Linked DNA regions of Homo sapiens: all the other regions are linked to region 1. Evidence: read pairs that join two places in POLR2A ChIA-PET (ENCODE). Cell type or tissue: HepG2. All regions are shown on one strand.

Region 1 (2,500 bases):
CAGGGTGAGTTTCAAGGACAGCTTCCAAGGCTGAGTGGATTCTTGTGGTCACCATTGCGAAGGTGTATCTGAGGTAATTGAAATTACGTTAGCATGGTGACATATAGAAAAAGAATATGGGGACATTTTACTCCTGAGCATGAGGGAGAATCGCTGAGAGCCAGGCAAGGTGAAGAAGAAAAAGAGAAATAATAAATTCTCGGCTGGGCACAGTGGCTCACGCCTGTAATCCCAGCACTTTGGGAGGCCGAGGCGGGCAGATCACGAGGTCAGGAAATCGAGACCATCCTGGCTAACACGGTGAAACCCCGTCTCTACTAAAAATACAAAAAATTAGCCGGGCATGGTGGCGGGCGCCTGTAGTCCCAGATACTCGGGAGGCCGAGGCAGGAGAGTGGCGTGAACCTGGGAGGCGGAGCTTGCAGTGAACCGAGATCGCGCCACTGCACTCCAGCCTGGGCGACAGAGGGAGACTCCATCTCAAAATAAATAAATAAATAAATTCTCAAAGGAGACTTTCTTTTTTTTAATAAAAACCATGTATTGGATCAGTTATCTTCTCAAATCTCTAGTCTAAAATAATGTGGGCAGTTTTACAAGGAAATACATATATTGGACCATATGAAATGAACCGTCAATATTTGTTATAAATCTATGAAAACATTAAGTTCAAATGGTTTCGTCTAACACCTATGTAATATAATCAGTAAATTCCAGGTACTGTGCGATTTAGGCAGAGTATATGTGTGTATATGTGTGTGTGTGTGTGTGTATGTATGTACATGCACGTGTGTATATATTTTGTAGAGTCCAGGGTCTCCTGTCAAACTTCTGGGCTCAAGCGATCCTTCTGCCTCAGCCTCCCAAAGTGCTAAGATTACAGTTGTGAGCCACTGCACCCGACATATGCAGAAAATATCTTACTGCAGTATAAAACATATATCTGAGAGGAAAAGAACAAGAGAGAGAGGTTTCTAACTTAAACACAGCTAACCAAGGAAAAAATAAAATCAACATTTGAATGAATATTGAAATTCTCTTAAAAAAAGACAAATGAGGGGGAAATCACATAAGCAAGTAAGGTTTCACACACATGGTGCTCTAGAAACTAATCAGTGGACAGATTCAGAATCCATATCTCCCTTTCCAAAATGTTCTCTGGCAGAAGTCATTCTGTAGGACAAACTGGAATCAAAAGAGTTATGAAAATTGTACAATGGGATGAAGGGGCTTCCCCTGTTGGGGAATAGATAGCTGACATGCTGGATGGGGCCAGGGTTCAAACAAAGGCCCCTGTTGAGTGGGAGCAGGTACAAGACAGATGGTTTGTTAAACATTGCCAGCATGCTTGCGCAGTGCCGTGCGGCGGTCAGAGCCTGGATAATGGTCACCAGGGCATTGTGTAGCAGCGCATTGGCTAATTTCAGCCCAGCTAAAGCTATTGCTTATCTTTGTTGGTTTTGCAAAGATTAAGGCAGTTTCTCTGCTTTGAATGCACCACAGCTGCCCAGCAAAGCATTCCTGAAGTTTTGTCTGAATTCCCACTGCTAAGAGGGGCCAAGCAAAAGGTGGCTCGTGCAAGGACTTGTTTTAAGCTCATATGTGAAGTTGCTTCTCCTCAACTAATCTGGACCACTCTTGACTCTTACTTCTGGGCAAAACCCTCTAGAGTTACAGGGGCCTTCTTTCTCAGTGAGTCCTTTCCTGTGTGGTTCGAAATGCATCTGCTGGGGATTTATATTTCCTAGATTTATATTTCCTATTGGGATTGATTCATTTGCTACTTTTGTGGAAAAAGGTAAACACCATTGTAAATTCCATCCGGTGAATCATGGGGAGGCGGTGGTTCCAATTAAACGTGTTTGCTTTCGGAAGGGGGCCCTTGGCTTCTTATCTTTATGTACAGAAGAAAATAGAGCTCAACCGGGCCTCTGCAGCCAATGGAAACGCACCTGGCCCAGTCAGCTGCTAGGCTGAGTCTCTGCTGCTCTGGGCTCCAACTCGCTCCTCTCGGTTGTTTGCAGACAAAGGGAGAGTAGCTGCGGGTCATGCAGAGGGGACAGTCCCCTTGGCTCTGCCTATAGTCCCAAAGCAAAGCAGGGGGTGCAGCTACTATCTGGGTATGTTAGGAAAGGGTGATGGCTGATCGGTTTAGTATTTCCAACAGTTCAAATGTCTTTATCTTCTTTTAAAGGTAGTGCATATCTATCCCCACCTAATTGAACCAGTGCTGTATTTACTTCAGGCAGCCCCCTCTGCCTAAATTAGATCATTTCTAGCTATAAAATCAAGAAAGTGTGCCCAGCAGATTAAGCCCTAAAAGTGGACTTGTTAACTACATCTACAGAAGCAAAGAGAGCAAGAGAATTTTTATATACTCTCCCTCTCTCCCTCTCTCTCTCTTTTCTCTCTCTCTCTCCCTCTCTCCCTCTCTCCCTCTCTCTCTGCCTCTCTCCCTCTCTCCCTCTCTCTCTGCCTCTCTCCCTCTCTCCCTCTCTCT
Region 2 (2,500 bases), 1.1 Mb after region 1:
CTGGCTTCCTGCCTGTCCTTATATAAACGTCTGAATCTTAGGCTTGGGCAAAGCAAGTCCTCAGACGAGCTTGGATTGTGGGAATGAAGAAACTGAACAAGATAAGGGCTTAGGAAAACTATGGAAGCTTTGAGATTTGTCTCCATTGCGAGCTGGATGGAAAGAGGCTTCACAGGGCCTCCGGAATTCAGGACTTCTTAGAATTGGCTGCCCTGAGACCTGATATGAACCCAGAACTTGATCCTTCCACGTGATCAAATTCGACTCCAGCTGTGGCTCAGCCTCACGGAGAGTTATGATTACATCACCCCTGACAAGCCAAAGGTGGGGATGGAAAAGAAAAAACTCAGGCAAAATTAATACAAGTAGAATGGTTATATGGCCCAAATGTAAAAACTGCAACTTGGTTGCATAGATTAAAGTTGCCCTGAAGATATGCTCCAATTAGCAGCAGTTGCAAGTGAGTTTTTAAAGAAAAAAAGGCCATTTCTAAATTGTTTACCAAGAATTTACATTAAGATAACATATGCTGTAAATTGGCTATACATTTTTCCAGGATGGGGAAGATAATGGGTGAGACAGGTCATCAGGAATAGAATGCCTTTAAACAATTGCCCCCAGCCATGCGTAGGAAGGACATGACTAAAGTCCCACACTCACGTCTCTCTGGGCCTGATAGGTTTTGCACACCTCACATAGCCCACACTGCTCTGGCTATTTTTCTGTGGTCTCTCAGGCATTGGAACCGTGGGAAGCGAGTCTCCTGCCCATCTCTGTTCATCCCGGACAGTTGCAATTGTGGAGGGACCCTCCAATGACATTGGACACTGGAGGCCCAGAGAAGGAAGTAAGTAGAGCTGAGAAGGGTGTACTTCTGATTTGCAATTTCATTTTAATTTCAGTTATCTCTGATCTGGTTTACACATTATATGATTTTAAATGGGGACTTTAAACACTCCTCTGCAACAGCCCTGCTGTGGGATTCTTGTGTTTGCGGTCATGGTAAAAATCAACTTTTTTTCTTGGTTTTAATTTTGAACTCACCTTCTTTTCCCCATCTTGTTTCTCCTAAATGCTTAGGTCCTCTGAAGAGAATAAAATAGTCCACTTAAAGCAACACCAGAAGTCTCTTGGGATATGTGAGGACAATAGCTCCCTGTGTGTGCTGGAGACCTTGGACAAAGTCCCCAAGTCATATCCATACCTACAAGGTGTCAGAAGAAAAGATTACAACACATCCCGTTTAAAGGTCTTTATTGGCTTTGGTTTAGAGGCTAGAATTGGGCAATACATCATTCATAAAACAAAGAGTGTTTGATGAGCAGAGCTGAGGAAGCGGAGGGCTGAGGATAGCAGACAGAGGACAAAAGCACAGGTATTCATCTGCCTGAAGAGAGTTAAATGCTGTCCTCTGAATCCGAGAGATGGGTAGCTGTTAGGATTTGCCAAAAGGAGACTATTTATTTATTTGGAGACAGGGGCTCGCTCTGCCTCCTGGGCTGCAGTGCAGTGGCACAATCACGTCTCACTGCAGCTTTGACCTCCCAGACTTAAGTGATCCTCCCACCTCAGCCTTTCTAGTAGCTGGAACTAGAGGTGTGCACTACCATGCTGCACTAATTTTTTAAATTTTTAGTAGAAACAATGTCTTGCTATGTTGCCCAGGCTGATCTCAAACTCCTGGGCTCAAGCCATTCTTCCACCTCTGCCTCCCAAAGTGCTGGGATTACAGGCGTGAGCCACCGCGAAGGACCAGAAGGAAATATTTAAAGCTCTTGTTTCTAGTCCTTGTAACAACCATCTTTAGTACTTGTTACGGAACACAGATTGTTATGGGGGCAGCCAAGGGTTCACTTGGAATAAGAGTGGAGAAGATGCACCATGGAAAATGGGATAACTCATGCATTAGTCAGCTGCTGTTCCCTAGGAAAAACCTTAGCATCTCGGGGGCTGACAGCAACAAGCTATACCTGTCATGCTCTGCCGCCTGCACATGGGCTGGGGGTCAGTGGGTCTGGTGCTGGCTTGGCTTGTGTCTTCATGCTGGGGTCCATGCTGAAGGGGTGGTGCCTGTCTGGGCCAGGTTCTTCTCATGGAGGCTCAGACGGGAGCAGGAGGACCAGCCTCTCACACACGCAGGGTTAAGGTCTCTGCGCTTGTCCCATGTGTTAACATCCTATAGGCCAAGCAAGACCCATGACCATGCACAATGGCAATGGGGGTCTACTCTGCATTTTCTGGAAAGAGGCGCTGCTAGCTGCATGGCACAGGGCATGGATGTATACTTTAGTTCCAGCGAGGGAGCCAGCTGTCCATCCATCTTGTCACACCCCCATGAATCTTGGAAAAACACTGTTGTGACATGGCATATATGCGCCCAGGAAGCAGGTGGATTTCGTGCTGGCAGTGGTTGGCTGAACTACTACCTAGGCTGACTTTTCTCTGTCTCCTTTGTTCCATCCTGGGATTTTTCTGGGAAGTGTTGGCTTCTCAGGAGTCC
Region 3 (2,500 bases), 82 kb before region 1:
AGGGCTCTTCAATTTTCTATGGAAAGCAAGAGAATTAAGGGGCCCAACTTATTCCTCCCAGTGTTGTCCAGAGGGACTGGATCAGAAGCTGATGGATTCTTTCCTCTGGCTTGCCAGGCTGGGGCTAGGTGCCCAGCTGTTTGTGATATTATGGAGAGAATTTATGGATGGGTTGAGTGTTGGACAAGAACAGTGTTTTCTAGATCATCATTCTCCAAGCCTGGCAATAAGGTTCTCCCTCTGAGATGGAGTTTAACTTGCAGGATATTTATTCAGGAGAGGCTCTGGGACCAATATCTGTGGAAGGGAGCCACAGTGGATACTACTGGGCATTCTGAAGTGGATTGTTCCTTCAGAGTAGTCCTGAGTGGGGCCAAGCTACAGAGCCTATGTGCACATCCATTTATCAGCCACTGGATGACCTGCCCAAAGGGGCCTGAGCACGGGCTCCAGGTGGCTCTCCACAGCTGACCCATTTCTGAAGGGGCTGATAGTGAAAACTGTCTGCCAGTGAAACTCTTAGCAGCTGAGATTTATTCCTTAAAGTCTTTCTTTAAAGGGGGGTCTGGACAGCCTCCCATAGTGATTTGTTGTGAATCACAAATGACAAGGCCCTGGCCCCCAGAGATTCTGGTTCAGTGGTCTGGGGTCAGGCCTGAGAATTCATGTTTCTTAAAGGCTCTAGGTGACTCTGCACAAGGGGTTTCCGTCATATCAGCTGGACGCTCTGAGGCTCTCCGGAGCAGAATGAGGTGCTAAGGTGTTGTGTCTAAACGCATGGCTTGGTCAAGTGTCCCAGTGCAGTGATCCTCAGAGGGTCAGATGCAGCGAAAGTGAAAATGAGCATGTGGGTTATCCAGACACCCCAAGTTTATCACCCTGTCTGGGCCAGGGTGCATGACGCTCACTCCTGCAAAACAGAGTGAGCAGGCAGGGCTGTTTCTTCCCCCTGCAGCTGGGAAGCCCCAGCCAGCCTGCTCCATTGAACTTTCAGCTCCCGGAGTTGGCTCATTCCCTCCCAGAGAAAACAGCCCTATTATAAACATACAAACTTGAGTTGGGGCGGGGGTCACAGGCTCTTGCCTAAGTCCATCCTGCAAAATTGACTTTTCTGTCAATGAGAACACAGCTCTGCTTTTACCTCTCCTGTGTGCTTTGGCAGTTTCTGCTTGGCTGTAAAATTTATCCAAGGAAAACTGGCATTTATCTTGGGTTCACTTGTACTCAGCAAAACTGATAAACAGATGGGGGCTGGCCAGGCCACGGGCAATTTGGTTAGCACTTTACAAAATACAAATGTCATCCTTTATTTTTACAGGGATTATTTATTGTGAATTAGGAAGTTATTGGTCTGTTATATTCTAACAGGATCATTCACTCCAGTTAAGGGATCCATGTCCCTATTATAAAGTGGTGGGGGGTGTCCTGGGTGGAAGAGACTTTCTGGCATTGTTGGCAATAAAGGAATAAAATGGCCCTGCTGGGTTTGCGTATGCACACACAGGGCACTTATCTGTGAAGACTGTGAAAAAAGAAAGAAGCAAAGAAAGAAATCAACAAGATTTGATGGGGAAGCTTGCAAAGGAGATCAGAATTCAGATCAAATGTCCCACCCCAGTGTCTCTGGAGTTTTTTTTCTTTTGTGTCCCAGCTAAAGGCACTGGGAGGATCAGAGACCTCATCCCAGCTCTGTTTACTTTGGGAACAATCGTTGGTGTATGAATAATAATGCCTCCCTCTGACCATGACTAATTGAATTGCAGCCTGCGGGCAGTGGGGAGGGGCTTTGCCGGGCCAGTCCATCACGGCGTTTCTCAAGTAGCCACCGACAGTGATGGATGCAGCGGCGCTTCCCAGAGTGCATCCTCGAACACCTAAGAGCAGGGGTATGAACCTGCATTCCGAGTTTCTATTAGCCGGGGCCTGGCAGAGAGGACGGGAATGGCGGCAGTTAAAGATGAGTTGGTTGATTAAAAGGAAGAGGAGAGGCAGCCCTTTTCCTAACCTCCTCCTCCCACACCTGATTTTAAGCAAGTTTTGTTCATGGGGACAAATGAGAAAATATTCATCGTGTGACCATGCAGGCCTCAGTGGGGCCACCTCTGCTGAGGCCGTGCCTGTTAAAAGTACTGGGCTTGTTTGGGGTGCAGTGGGAACCCTGGCTTGGAAAACAAAAAAGGCAAAACAGCCAAAGATTTGTCCTGTTAGAGGATGTTTAGAAGCCAACAAATGAGGTAGAAGAGGAGACAGAAAGACAAGAGAGAAGTAGGGGCAGTTGGAAACGGAGTCTATGGCCATGTCTATAATCCAACAATGGATCACACAGGGACCCTAACATTTGGTCGTCCTGTTGTCTGCGCTGTGTTTACACAGCAGAACCATGCAGCTGGGGCCCTGGGCTCAGTCGGACTTTGTTCTCACAGCATGAAGGTGACCCCTGGTGAACTGCGATCCGGGAAGCTTGTGCAGCCCAGCAGTCTCTATGGTGGTCTGGACACAG

Evidence for each region. ChIA-PET counts read pairs that join two places held together with the same protein. Peaks named below come from ENCODE experiments on the same cell type or tissue, not always from the same donor. Only the 100,000 strongest peaks of a DNase experiment are listed, where the experiment ranks them.
Region 2: POLR2A ChIA-PET joins it to region 1 with 5 read pairs; 1 of 35 experiments calls an interaction of 5 or more read pairs at or near these places.
Region 3: POLR2A ChIA-PET joins it to region 1 with 39 read pairs; 1 of 35 experiments calls an interaction of 5 or more read pairs at or near these places.

The regions. Positions count from the first base shown.
Region 1 is chr20:22,510,732-22,513,231 of GRCh38, forward strand. LOC105372564 (a long non-coding RNA gene) reads right to left here. Exons shown (of 3, transcript XR_937341.3): 3 at 1-68. Among named protein-coding and RNA genes, the nearest start is that of LINC00261, 67 kb to the right of the region's middle. RefSeq lists an enhancer at 2,014-2,500. In HepG2, no CTCF peak of the experiment used is centred here; DNase peaks (open chromatin) are centred at 29, 1,380 and 1,940; H3K4me3 peaks cover 881 bases.
Region 2 is chr20:23,660,402-23,662,901 of GRCh38, forward strand. LOC107985383 (a long non-coding RNA gene) reads left to right here and starts at 669. Exons shown (of 5, transcript XR_001754712.2): 1 at 669-847; 2 at 1,081-1,249. In HepG2, no CTCF peak of the experiment used is centred here; DNase peaks (open chromatin) are centred at 250, 630 and 1,260; H3K4me3 peaks cover 1,273 bases.
Region 3 is chr20:22,428,517-22,431,016 of GRCh38, forward strand. No RefSeq gene overlaps it. Among named protein-coding and RNA genes, the nearest start is that of LINC01427, 150 kb to the left of the region's middle. RefSeq lists an enhancer at 2,296-2,440 and a cis regulatory region at 2,363-2,374. In HepG2, no CTCF peak of the experiment used is centred here; DNase peaks (open chromatin) are centred at 1,055, 1,715 and 2,395; H3K4me3 peaks cover 1,400 bases.